Linked DNA regions of Mus musculus: region 2 is linked to region 1. Evidence: chromatin loops called from intact Hi-C (ENCODE). Cell type or tissue: heart. All regions are shown on one strand. Each heading gives the region's core, and the rest is flanking DNA. Links, peaks and the distances in the headings are about the cores only. Region 1 has its middle 7.9 kb from the start of Epb41. Region 2 overlaps Epb41 (erythrocyte membrane protein band 4.1).

Region 1 (5,376 bases), core at 56-5,055:
AGAGGGAAACACACACAGAAGTGGATGCTCACAGTCAGCTATTGGATGGAACACAGAGCCCCCAATGGTGGAGCTAGAGAAATTACCCAAGGAGCTAAAGGGATCTGCAACCCTATAGGTAGAACAACATTATGAACTAACCAGTACCCCCAGAGCTCGTGTCTCTAGCTGCATATGTATCAGAAGATGGCCTAGTTGGCCATCATTGGAAAGAGAGGCCCATTGGTCTTGCAAACTTTATATGCCTCAGTACAGGGGAACGCCAGGGCCAAGAAGGGGAGTGGGGGGAGGGTATGGAGGACTTTTGGGATAGCATTGGAAATGTAAATGAAGAAAATACCTAATTAAAAAAAAAAAGAAGAGGGAATTGGATTCCATTACAGATAATCATCTGTGAGCCACCGTATAGTTGCTGGGATTTGAACTCAGGACCTCTGGAAGAGCAGCCAGTGCTCTCAACTGCTGAGCCTTCTCTCCAGTCCTATGTCCAGCATTAAAAAAAACCCTGTAACTCCAGCTCCAGGAGACCCACTGCCTCTGGCTTCTGCACGTATACGCATACACGTAGAGGTCAGAGGTCAAGTTCAGGTGCTATTCCTCCAGAGACCTTGTTGTTTCTCTAACATTATTTTAAAATGCATTACCATTAGTGCTTGTGCCCTGATACACATGTGGAAGTCAGGGGACAACTTCTTAAAGTTGGTTTTCTTCTTCCCTCTTTATCTGAGTACCATAGATTGAACCCAGGCTGGCATGGTTGCATGAACCACTTCACTGGCCCCATCTTGTTGGGTTTTGTTTTGTTTTTGTTTTTTGTTTTGTTGTTGTTGTTGCTTTGTTTTTGTTTTGTTGAGACAGGGAACTCTCCCTGGGACCAAGGGCTTGCTGGTTAGGTCAGGCTGGCCGTGCTCCAGGGATCTGTCAGTCTCTGCTTTCCCAGTTCTGGATATCTACAGTTAGGACACCCTTCCAAGTTTTTATGTAGGTACTAGGAAGAAAACTTGGCCACTAGGCGGAAGTGGCTTCATGCCTTTAATTCCAGGACTTAAGAGACAGAGACAGGCAGATCTCTGAGTTCAAGGCCAGCCGGGTCTACAGAGAAAGTTCCAGGACAGCCAGGGCTACACAGAGAAACCCCATTTTGTAGCAGCAGCAGCAGCAGCAGCAGCAGCAGCAGCAGCAGCAGCAGCAGCAGCAGCAACAGCAATAGCCATTGGGTTTTGTGACTCAGCAGTTAAGAGCACTGGCTGCTCTTGCAGAGGACCCAGGTTTGATTCCCAAATCCCACAGCATGCTGTTTTCTGGATTTTGCTGGCACCTGACATACAAACCCACACGTAATTAAAAATAATAAAAATAAGTATTTTTATGGCTTAGTGTTTAGTATTTTGTTATAGACTACTTTTTAAAAAAAGATCCATTTATTATATGCAAGTCCACTGTAGCTGTTTTCAGACACACCAGAAGAGGGCATCAGATCTCATTATGGATGGTTGTGAACTGCCACATGGGATTTAAACTTAGGACCTTTGGAAGAACAGTCAATGCTCACCATCTCACCAGCCCTACTGTAGATTTCTTGTGGAAGATATTAGTGTCTCTCTCAAATCTATGCCCTTCTTTAGTAGTAACAATAGCATCAATAACTGATTGTTTCTCATGTACTCTGAGCCACACATGTTAAGGGCTTATAATATTTATCTTTTGTAACCCTTACAATTTTAGAGGCATTCTTTTAAAAAATTGATTTATTTTATAACGTATGAGTGTTTTGCTTGCATGTATGTGTGGTGCCCTCAGAATTCCGAAGAGGGGGTTGGATTTCCTGTACCTGTAGTGACAGATGGCTGTGAATCACCATTAGTTACCAGGAATTGGACACAGGTCTGGCACAAGAAGAAGAAATGCTCTTAATCACTGAGCCATCTCTCCAGCCCAATAAAAATAAAGGTTAACAAAACCCCTCAGGTCCTAAACTTGCCAGACAAGCTTTCTATAGACTATGACATCACTCAGCACCCACCCACTTAGGATAGAATCTTACTAAGTAGCTTAGGCTGGCCTTGAGATCTTTCTGTCTCAGTGTTCCGGGTGCAAAAAAAAAAAAAAAAAAAAAAAAACCAAAAACCAAAAACCAAAAAACAGGTCTGTGCCCCATCGTGTCCATTGCTCTCTTTCTTAGGGGAAGAAAGTGCAGGGGTTCAGAGGGTAGTTTAGACTGATTTAACTTCATGACAGTCCTCCCACCCCCACATCCACAAGTGCCGAGATTACAGGCCTGAGACACTATGCCTGGCTGAATTTTTTTTTTCTCCTTTGTCTTTGCTTGAGAAAGAGACTCAGTATAGTCCTGTCTGGCCTGGAACTTGCTGGGTAGACCAGGCTGGCTTTGAACTTGCAGTGATCCTCCTGCCTCTGCCTCCTGGATTCTGGGGTTACAAGAACCTGTACCTGGTCACTTTTTTTTTCTTTCTCTTAAACGGGGCCCTAAACAAGCTGCCTACCCTACAGTCTGGACTTTGCCTAACTGGTCAGTCGTCCAGCCTAGCTCGTCTCGCCTCTTGCTGTGTCTCTAGTGTTGTGGTGCTGGACGACGTCCAGACTTAAAGCCTCTTCCTTGTCAACCGTGCATGTGCTGTCTGTCACTGAGCTAAAGTCACTAAGGGCACTTAGGGAGGAGCTAAGGAATAGGATAATGTCCTTTATTTGTTGACTCTTAGCGAGTTGTGTGACCTGGCTATGCAACCCAAGACAGATTGCCTGAAAGCCCCCTTCCCATAACCCCTACTTATAAATGAGATGCTGGCCGGCACTAACCCTGGAGCGTCTTGAGACGGCTCAACTCAGTGCCTCGGCCCCCTCAGCTCTATAACACTAGGTGGCGCCAAACACCACCTTTCCTTCTACCTGGATTTTTTTTTTTTTTAAAGCGTGGGTGATCATCTCAGGTCTTTCCCAACTGTGGTCAAATCTTTCCCGCTCCCCAGCAAATTAAGGTGGTGTGTTCAAGTCCTGCTCAGGCTGCTTAGGGCCTGTGTTCACGAGCAGGTCACGCGCCCCATTTTATTCCTCTCTAAAGCAAGGGAAGAGGGGACAAGGCGCTAGGCATCTCCCAACACCCAGGACTCTTCCTTGGGCAGAGATTCTCTTGGCCGGATTGACAGCGGCCACACATGGCAACAAAACCAGAGGAACCAGAGCGGTGGGGCCTTTCAGAATTCTTAAGCGTTCGGTGGCAGGGTTACAGATACACTAACATAATTTGTCTGGGGACACCCCCATTCTCTTATTCACCCCCCCCCCCATTCCAACCCTAACCTGGGACAAAGAACACTTACATTTTTCTCTATTTATGTCAACTCCCACCTACTCATTCTAGAGATTTGTCCCATGTTCCCAATGTGTCCTTCTGAGATAATTGACCCCATACCCACCACCAAGCCTCCTTCTATGAATGACTGCCACACCCCCCATATACCATGAATGGTCCCACTCCCCAGCCATCCCCAAATCTGTCTTTGTGTGCCTGGACCTGGCATCCGAGAACTTCAATACCTTGGTCTCATGGCTCCTTCGGTTTGAAAGCTATGCCAGCCCGTGTGTTTTGCTCCTGGAACGCATATTTTTACTATTTTCCTATCTTTGAGTCTTTACCCAGGCTCCTCCTCCATATGGAATGTACTTTTCCAACCCTATGTAGTAAATTCATCCTACAAAATCTAGCTGGAAGGTTACCTCCTCCAGAAAACATTCTTCATGCTGCCAATGGAGCCATGTTGCCTTCCCAGCTCTGAGTACACATTAGTTCAGGGTGGTCCTCATAGGAGCCGTGGTGAATCACAGCAGGGGTGTGCCCCCCCCCACACACACATTCCCCCTTAGAGAGTAACATACAAATGCTTTCTCTTCCAGTGGCTCCAGTGGGAAAGAGAGACAGGGTGTGAGAGCCGTTGCATCATCTGATTGACGAAGAAACAGGCTATGATTCCTGCGAGAAGCAGAGGCAGGATTCAGACTGCGGCTGATTAGGGCTGCCTGGTTGCCTCAGGATTGCGTTCCCTCTTTCCCAGCATGCCTTTGGCCTGGCTGAGTTCCTCTTTCTACCCTTGGACTTAGCAGGGTATTGGTCAATATTTCTGCTTGTTGAACTAGTAGGGTTCAGTGTATTTTGGAGACAGGGCTGTACGGAGGCTTCTTAGCTTCCTCTTGAATTCAGTGTGTAGCCAAGGCTGACCTTGAGCTCCTGAGCCTTCTGCCTCCACCTTCTAAGTGCTAGGATCGTGGGTGTACACCACTACATCTGGTTTTTTAATTTAAAAATGTTTTCACCCCCACCCCACCCCTGTGTGTGGGTCAGAGGTCAACTTGTGGGGGTTGGTTCTCTCCACTATGTAGGTACTGGGGGATGGAACTCAGGCTTGGCAGCTGGAGTCTTCACTTAATAAGCCATCTTTCCAGCCCACCTGGCAGGTTATGAATTTTGTTTATTTATTTATTTAGGTTGTGTTTTGTTTTTATAAAATTTGTTTGTTTTGAGATAGGATAGCAGACACTATGAAGGCTCTCTTAAGCCTTGGCCTCCTGAAATATTATGACTAGAGACGCAGAGCATTGAGCATTCTCTCTCTCTCTCTTCTCTCCCCTCTCTCTCTCTCCCTCTCCCTCTCTCTCTTTCTCTCCCTCTCTCTCTCTTTCTCTCCCTCTCTCTCTCTCTCACTTTCTCTCTCTTTCAGAGAGATTAACTTTTTGTTTGCTTGCTTTGTTTTCGAGACAGGATTTCATGTGCCCCGGGCTGGCCTCAGATAGATTCTCCGGCCTAGGATACTAACTGAAGTGTTAGTATTGTGGGTACGCTACCATGTCTTTGTTTTTGAGGGGAGGGGTGTTAACTTCCCATAAAGTCCTAAATAAAGTTCAGTTGAAGAAACAGATGTTCCCACATATGTACGCCCACGTGTCACCCCCCCACACCCCATCTATTCCCTGGGCGCTTTATCGCTCAGCTCACGCCCACTTGAAGCTGGGGACAGCACCCAGGCTCTGACAGGATAAGGAGGCTCAGGCATTCTCAGAAGGGGAGGGAGGCTGACACAAACAAGTCCCTTCCCCCCCCCCCCCCCCCAGTTTATCAGTTGCCCACAGGCCCCAGCAAACTGAGCCTTCAGCCTCCAGAGGAAGAAAGCTGTGCCCTGCCTGTCACCCTCGAAGTTATTTCAGAACTGTGTGGTTGTCACATCAGCTCTCTGAGCGTCAAGCATTTCTGACTGGAAGAATTTAATGATATAAAAAAAAATGAGCAGATGGATAGAAAATACTAGCGGTGAGGAAATGTGAACTGTCCCTTCAGGATGTCACCTCTCCCACGGAGCCTCTCAG
Region 2 (5,376 bases), core at 154-5,153, 100 kb after region 1:
TTCCTAGCTAAATGGGGAATTTCAGGATAGCCTGGGTTACATAAGACCCTGTTTCAAATAAATAAAAAATTAAAACTGAAGAGATTTTTATCATGGAGTCCAGGCATAAACCCAGAGCTAGAAAAATAGAAACTATATCTATGGAAACTACAGGGAAATCTACTATTTAGCTCAATATGACAAGTTGTTTAGTAAAGTTCTTCAAAGATGTGATAGGCTTATCTCAGAGGATGATGAACTAAAGCTCTTTCGCTCTTATTTATCCTCGAATACTCAGAAAACTCACTGGTAGAAACTTAGAAACAGACGTTCAAGCATCTGGTCTCTCTTGGACCCGTGGATAATTTTCAGGATTCTCCTTGCCTGAATGTCTTATGAGTTCATGTTTAGGTTCTGTTCATTTGGTAAAATTTCATTGCACACTTGGCTTTCTGGAGCCATCGCTGTGCTCTGGATCGTTCTGCACTGGACAGCGGTTTCCATGACCCTGTCACATGCTGTTAGGACATCAGAACCTCGGCTCAGGAGCACTTCCATGACAAGTCTGTTCTGTTTACGTCTTGTCTCCTGATGGAGGCTGGTGTCAGAAGTGGATGGAGTCAGATAGCGTGCGCCTTTCCTAAATGCTGCAAAACAAAGTGTTCCTTCAAATAACGTCAGCAAAAGAGAAAGGAAGCTGACAGCCTGATTCAGTGCACTGGTACGAAACCTGGTGAGCTGTTTGATCTCCAAGACCCATGTGGTAGGAGAGCAACTCCTGCAGGTTGTCCTCCGACCTCCATAAGTACTTGTGGCAGGTATGAGCCCACACATGATTAACTTACATTGTGGCAGGTATGAGCCCACAAATATTTAACTAAGTTTTTTAAATTTTTAAAAAAGAGAAAGATGGTTGTAAACTGTGGGCTTTAAGAACATAAAAGGGCATCTTCTGGTAAGATCTCAGTCATTGAATTGAAGCTGTGTGTGATTTATTTCTGTAATTCTTATATTAATACATTTAGGTGCTAATAATTTTCTCTATAGTCATTTTTAGGAAAAAGAAGTCAAGAAGCATTTAATTTTGGAAGCATTTGGGTTTGATAACTAGATAAATAGTCATGATTAATTCAGGTGTAGTTTGCTTTTCTTAAGTTATGTGGTGATTAATATTTTAATTTTTTCTTAATAATTAGGTACATTAATATAATGCCATTTTCTATAGTGTTCTTTCTGGGCTTAGGAATAGTACTTAAAATTTAATATACTTAACATCAAATTTTTACTGTCAGATCTCTTATGCTAACTTCATGCAATAATGAACATGTGCACGTCACAGTGGGTGTGGAGATCCAAGGACAGTGTGGGAGTTTTTCATGCCAGCCATGTAGATTCTGGGGATGTAACTCAGGTTGTAGGCTTGGTAGCAAACACCTTTATCTGCTGGGCATCTCACTGGCCTAATAGCGGTAACTCATGCCTTGACACCTAGCTGGGTTACTGAGGCTGTCTCTGACTTAGACAGCATGCCAGTGGATGCTGTTTTTTGTTTTTTACCAATTGCTTTGTGACAGGTTCTGGTTGCTGATCTCGCTGGGTTATTTAATAATAGCCAATAATGTGCTGAGGATGACGCTGCTTGTCTTTCAGGACTTGGAGGGAGTGGACATTATTCTCGGCGTCTGCTCCAGCGGCCTTCTGGTTTACAAAGACAAGTTGAGAATTAACCGCTTTCCTTGGCCCAAAGTGCTAAAGATTTCTTACAAACGCAGCAGCTTCTTCATCAAGATCCGGCCTGGAGAGGTACATAACTTAAATTTCTTTTCACTCAAACCAAACATGGACTGAAACATCCCTTGTAGCGGGACACGGTAGCAAATGCTTGTAATCTCCGGACTTGTAGTCGGGGGCTGAAGCAGGAGGAGAATTGCAAGTTCAGGGTGAGCCTGAGATACGTAGGAAAACCTGCCATCTGAGGAGGCCTCCTGCAGCTAATCCTAGCACTTGGGAGACGGAGAAGGGGGAGCAGAACTTCCAAGTCGGGCCACGTGAGACCTGTCTCTAACACCTACTAAACAGAAGTAAACAAGTCAACCTCCCAAATTGGTGGTCACATTTCAGGATATACCCACATAATTTTAGCTTTTATATAAAGAAGCTATCATTGTACAACAGAAAATTGTTTAAATAGGAGTTCATTTTTTTAAAGTTACTGTTTTTTTTAAACATAAATCCTTATTATTTTTCTTTTGGTATATATATATATATATATATATATACACACATATATATACATACATACATATATATATGATTTATTTATTTATTTTATGTAAATATACTATAGCTGTCTTCAGACTCACCAGAAGAGGGCATCAGATCCCATTACAGATGGTTGTAAGCCACCATGTGGTTGCTGAGATTTGAACTCAGGACCTCTGGAAGAGCAGTCAGTGCTCTTAACCGCTGAGCCATCTCTCTAGCCCTTGTTTTGTTTTTTACAGAGGTCTGTCTATGTAGCTTTCAATGTCCTGAAGATTTTGTGTGTGTGTGTGTGTGTGTGTGTGTGTTGTGGGTGTTGTATATGTTGTGTGTTTTTGTGTGTTTTATGTGTGTGTATTGCATATGTGTTGTGTTTGTGTTGTCTCTGTGGTGTGTGTATGTGGTGTGTGTGTCTGTCTGTGTGTGTTTGTATGTGTGTGTGTGTGTGTTGTATGTTGTGTGTGTGTGTGTGTGTGTGTGTGTGTGTGTGTGTTTGTTTAGGGAGCTATGTGTCTGGGTATGTGCACATGAGTATAGGTGTCTCAGGACATGAGAGACATTGACTGCCCTGGAGCTGGAGCTTTTTTTCTGTCAGATCTCTTCTGGTAACTTTATACAATAATGAACAAGTACATGTCGCAGTGGCTGAGGACAACATGGAGGTTTTTTCATTCTACCATGTTGATTCTGGGGATTGATGTAGGTGGTGGGAACTGAACTTAAATCCTGTGTGAGAGCAGTATGTGCTTTTAGCCACTAAATTATTTCCTACCCAGGGCATTTTTTAAAAAGCTCTAAATTCTTCTCTACCACTTCCTAGAGAAGTGAGTCTGGAAAGATCAGAAGCTGAGTGTCCTTATATTCATGAGAGATAGTAACTTTTCTGTCCCAGAGAAGCCCAGGCTGACCTGAGGTGGCGTCGTGTGTGTGTATCACCATCTGCTGGTCAACAGTGGTACTGCCTCAGCCTGGAAGTACTGGCTGTGCCTTGAAGCACTGTTTCATTCCATACTCATTTGTTTGTGCAAGCACCTATCAGTATCTTCCCTCCGAGTTTCAAATCCACGACTCTTAACAAGAAAGAAGCTTTTGAGACAGGGTCTCTGTATGCAGCCCCTCAGTGTGGCCTGGAAGTCAAAAAGATCTGCTTGCCCTGACTCTAGTGTTGACATTGAAAGGCATGCACGCCACAAAATGTTTATTAAACAGGTTCTTTGTGTCAGTGACTATTCTAGGGTCTAGAAATATAAAAGTAAGTAAAAGAATGCTATTCTTCAGCCAGCTTGCATTTTAATATAGGAAGGCAGAAATAAGTACATACACAGAAAGAAATATAATAAATGCTATGAGAAGTCTTCGGCTTGAAGTCTTAGCTATCCAATATATGTGAAAATACACAGTTCTTCCTCAAATCAGCTGAGACCAGCAGGATTCTGAAAAGTGAGGTGCCATGACTATTTCAGAGGGCTGTGCCATCTCATAGCTGACTGAGCAGATAATTTCTCTGACCTCAGTGTCTCCATGTGTAAAATTATACTTAGATATAGAAGGACCATTGCTAGAAATAAGAGCATGCAAACAAACCTGTTTCCTTTTCCGTCTTACAAAGTGTGCTTGAGGTGGAAACAGAGGCAGACCGAAGGCATAGAAATAGATGGATTTCTAGTAGGCCTGGCAGGAGGAGGAAGTAAGTCGCAGAGACTCGCTGTCCACCGTGGTGACTGCGGGTTACAGGAGGGTTGCTGAGAGGTACACTAGCAAGTGTAAGGCCGGGCTTTCGTCTTCAGCACTGACTCTTCCCATATGGCCAACAGGATGACTTTTAAGTATTCTTAAAAGACTCATGAGTTAGTCCAGAGACCAGGTAGCCTCGTTTGGTATTCTGCAACATATGCACACACCAGTCATTCTCAACAAGTCAGTGTGTGTCAGTTTTAAAAATTAAAAGAATCTGGGCTGGAGAAGGAGGCACACACCTTAATTCCAGAGCTCTGTGCTTTACATAGCCAGACAAGCCAGGGCAACGTAGGGAGACCCTGCTTTAAAAAAAAAAAAAAACAAAAAACAGTCATCTGGTTTGAGACAAATGTTTAGTTCCCAATACTAATTTCTATTGTGTAATAATAGTGGTAGGCTGGAGCAATTATGGGATGTCTCATTCCCTGATTACTGAGTAATCTATAATTACAAATGCAGGTCTGTGACTAACAAAAAGCAGCTTTAGACAGTCAAAGGTTGACTAAAGTGTGTCTCAGGGCAGTACCTGCATACTGTGTGTGTTCTAAAAATTAGGATGTATAAGTAATAGAAGACCTTCTTCCTGACCTTATTACTTTGGACAAAACCTCCATTGCTGAGCAAATTTCTTTTAATAAGAAAAAATATTAATATGTTTTTTTTAATTTAAAAAATATTGTGTGTGTGTATGTTTTGCCTGCATGTGTGTCTGCATCACATGCATGCCTGGTACCCATGGAGGTCAGAAGAAGGTGTTGGGTCCCTTGGGAGCAGATGGTGGTGCGGTGGTAATAGATGGTTGTGAGCCACCATGTGGGTTCTAGGAATTGAACCTCAGTCCTCTGGAACCACTGAGCCATCTCGCCAACCCCCAGACATTGTTTGTGTGGTATCTCTTCGATGGTATCCTGTTTCTCAGGCTCTGTGTCACTCTGATTGAATAGTATTTATATTTTATGTTTATTTGCCCCTCTATAGCAAGAACATTATGAAAGTACCATCGGCTTCAAGCTCCCCAGTTATCGAGCGGCCAAGAAACTATGGAAGGTCTGTGTGGAGCATCACACGTTCTTCAGGTATTTTCTGCTCAAGTATTTCTTTCCCAAGGATATGTTATTTGTGCCTGCTTCTATTTTGAATCTGTTATTGAAATTATCATCTCTGTGGAGCTGGCATTTTATTTAGCTCAGGCAAGAGCAACTTAATCAAGACAATGCGAACCCGGTTCTTCCTCTTTTGGCTGGAAAGCATGGCTCAGCATTCCCACGGTGCCTTTCCATGCACTGTAAAAAGAACAGCGGAAGTAAAGAGTGAGACCCAGTGTTTGCCTGGGGCTCTGGTTGCTTTCACAGCAGCTGAACTGTCCTGGACATAGGTTGCTACAGACCCGCCTCCTAA

Evidence for each region. Peaks named below come from ENCODE experiments on the same cell type or tissue, not always from the same donor. Only the 100,000 strongest peaks of a DNase experiment are listed, where the experiment ranks them.
Region 2: it touches region 1 in a loop (7-fold over the local background); 32 of 42 quality-filtered maps call a loop at or near these places.

The regions. Positions count from the first base shown.
Region 1 is chr4:132,077,283-132,082,658 of GRCm38, reverse strand. No RefSeq gene overlaps it. Among named protein-coding and RNA genes, the nearest start is that of Epb41, 7.9 kb to the right of the region's middle. RefSeq lists an enhancer at 3,432-5,376. In heart, for the core only: a CTCF peak has its summit at 2,863 (motif pointing right); DNase peaks (open chromatin) are centred at 2,898, 4,088 and 5,018; H3K4me3 peaks cover 1,053 bases; H3K27ac peaks cover 1,606 bases.
Region 2 is chr4:131,975,216-131,980,591 of GRCm38, reverse strand. Epb41 (erythrocyte membrane protein band 4.1) reads left to right here. Exons shown (of 21, transcript NM_183428.3): 9 at 1,630-1,782; 10 at 4,957-5,054. Among named protein-coding and RNA genes, the nearest start is that of Tmem200b, 56 kb to the right of the region's middle. In heart, for the core only: CTCF peaks have their summits at 2,171, 2,372 (motif pointing right) and 3,190 (motif pointing left); a DNase peak (open chromatin) is centred at 3,181.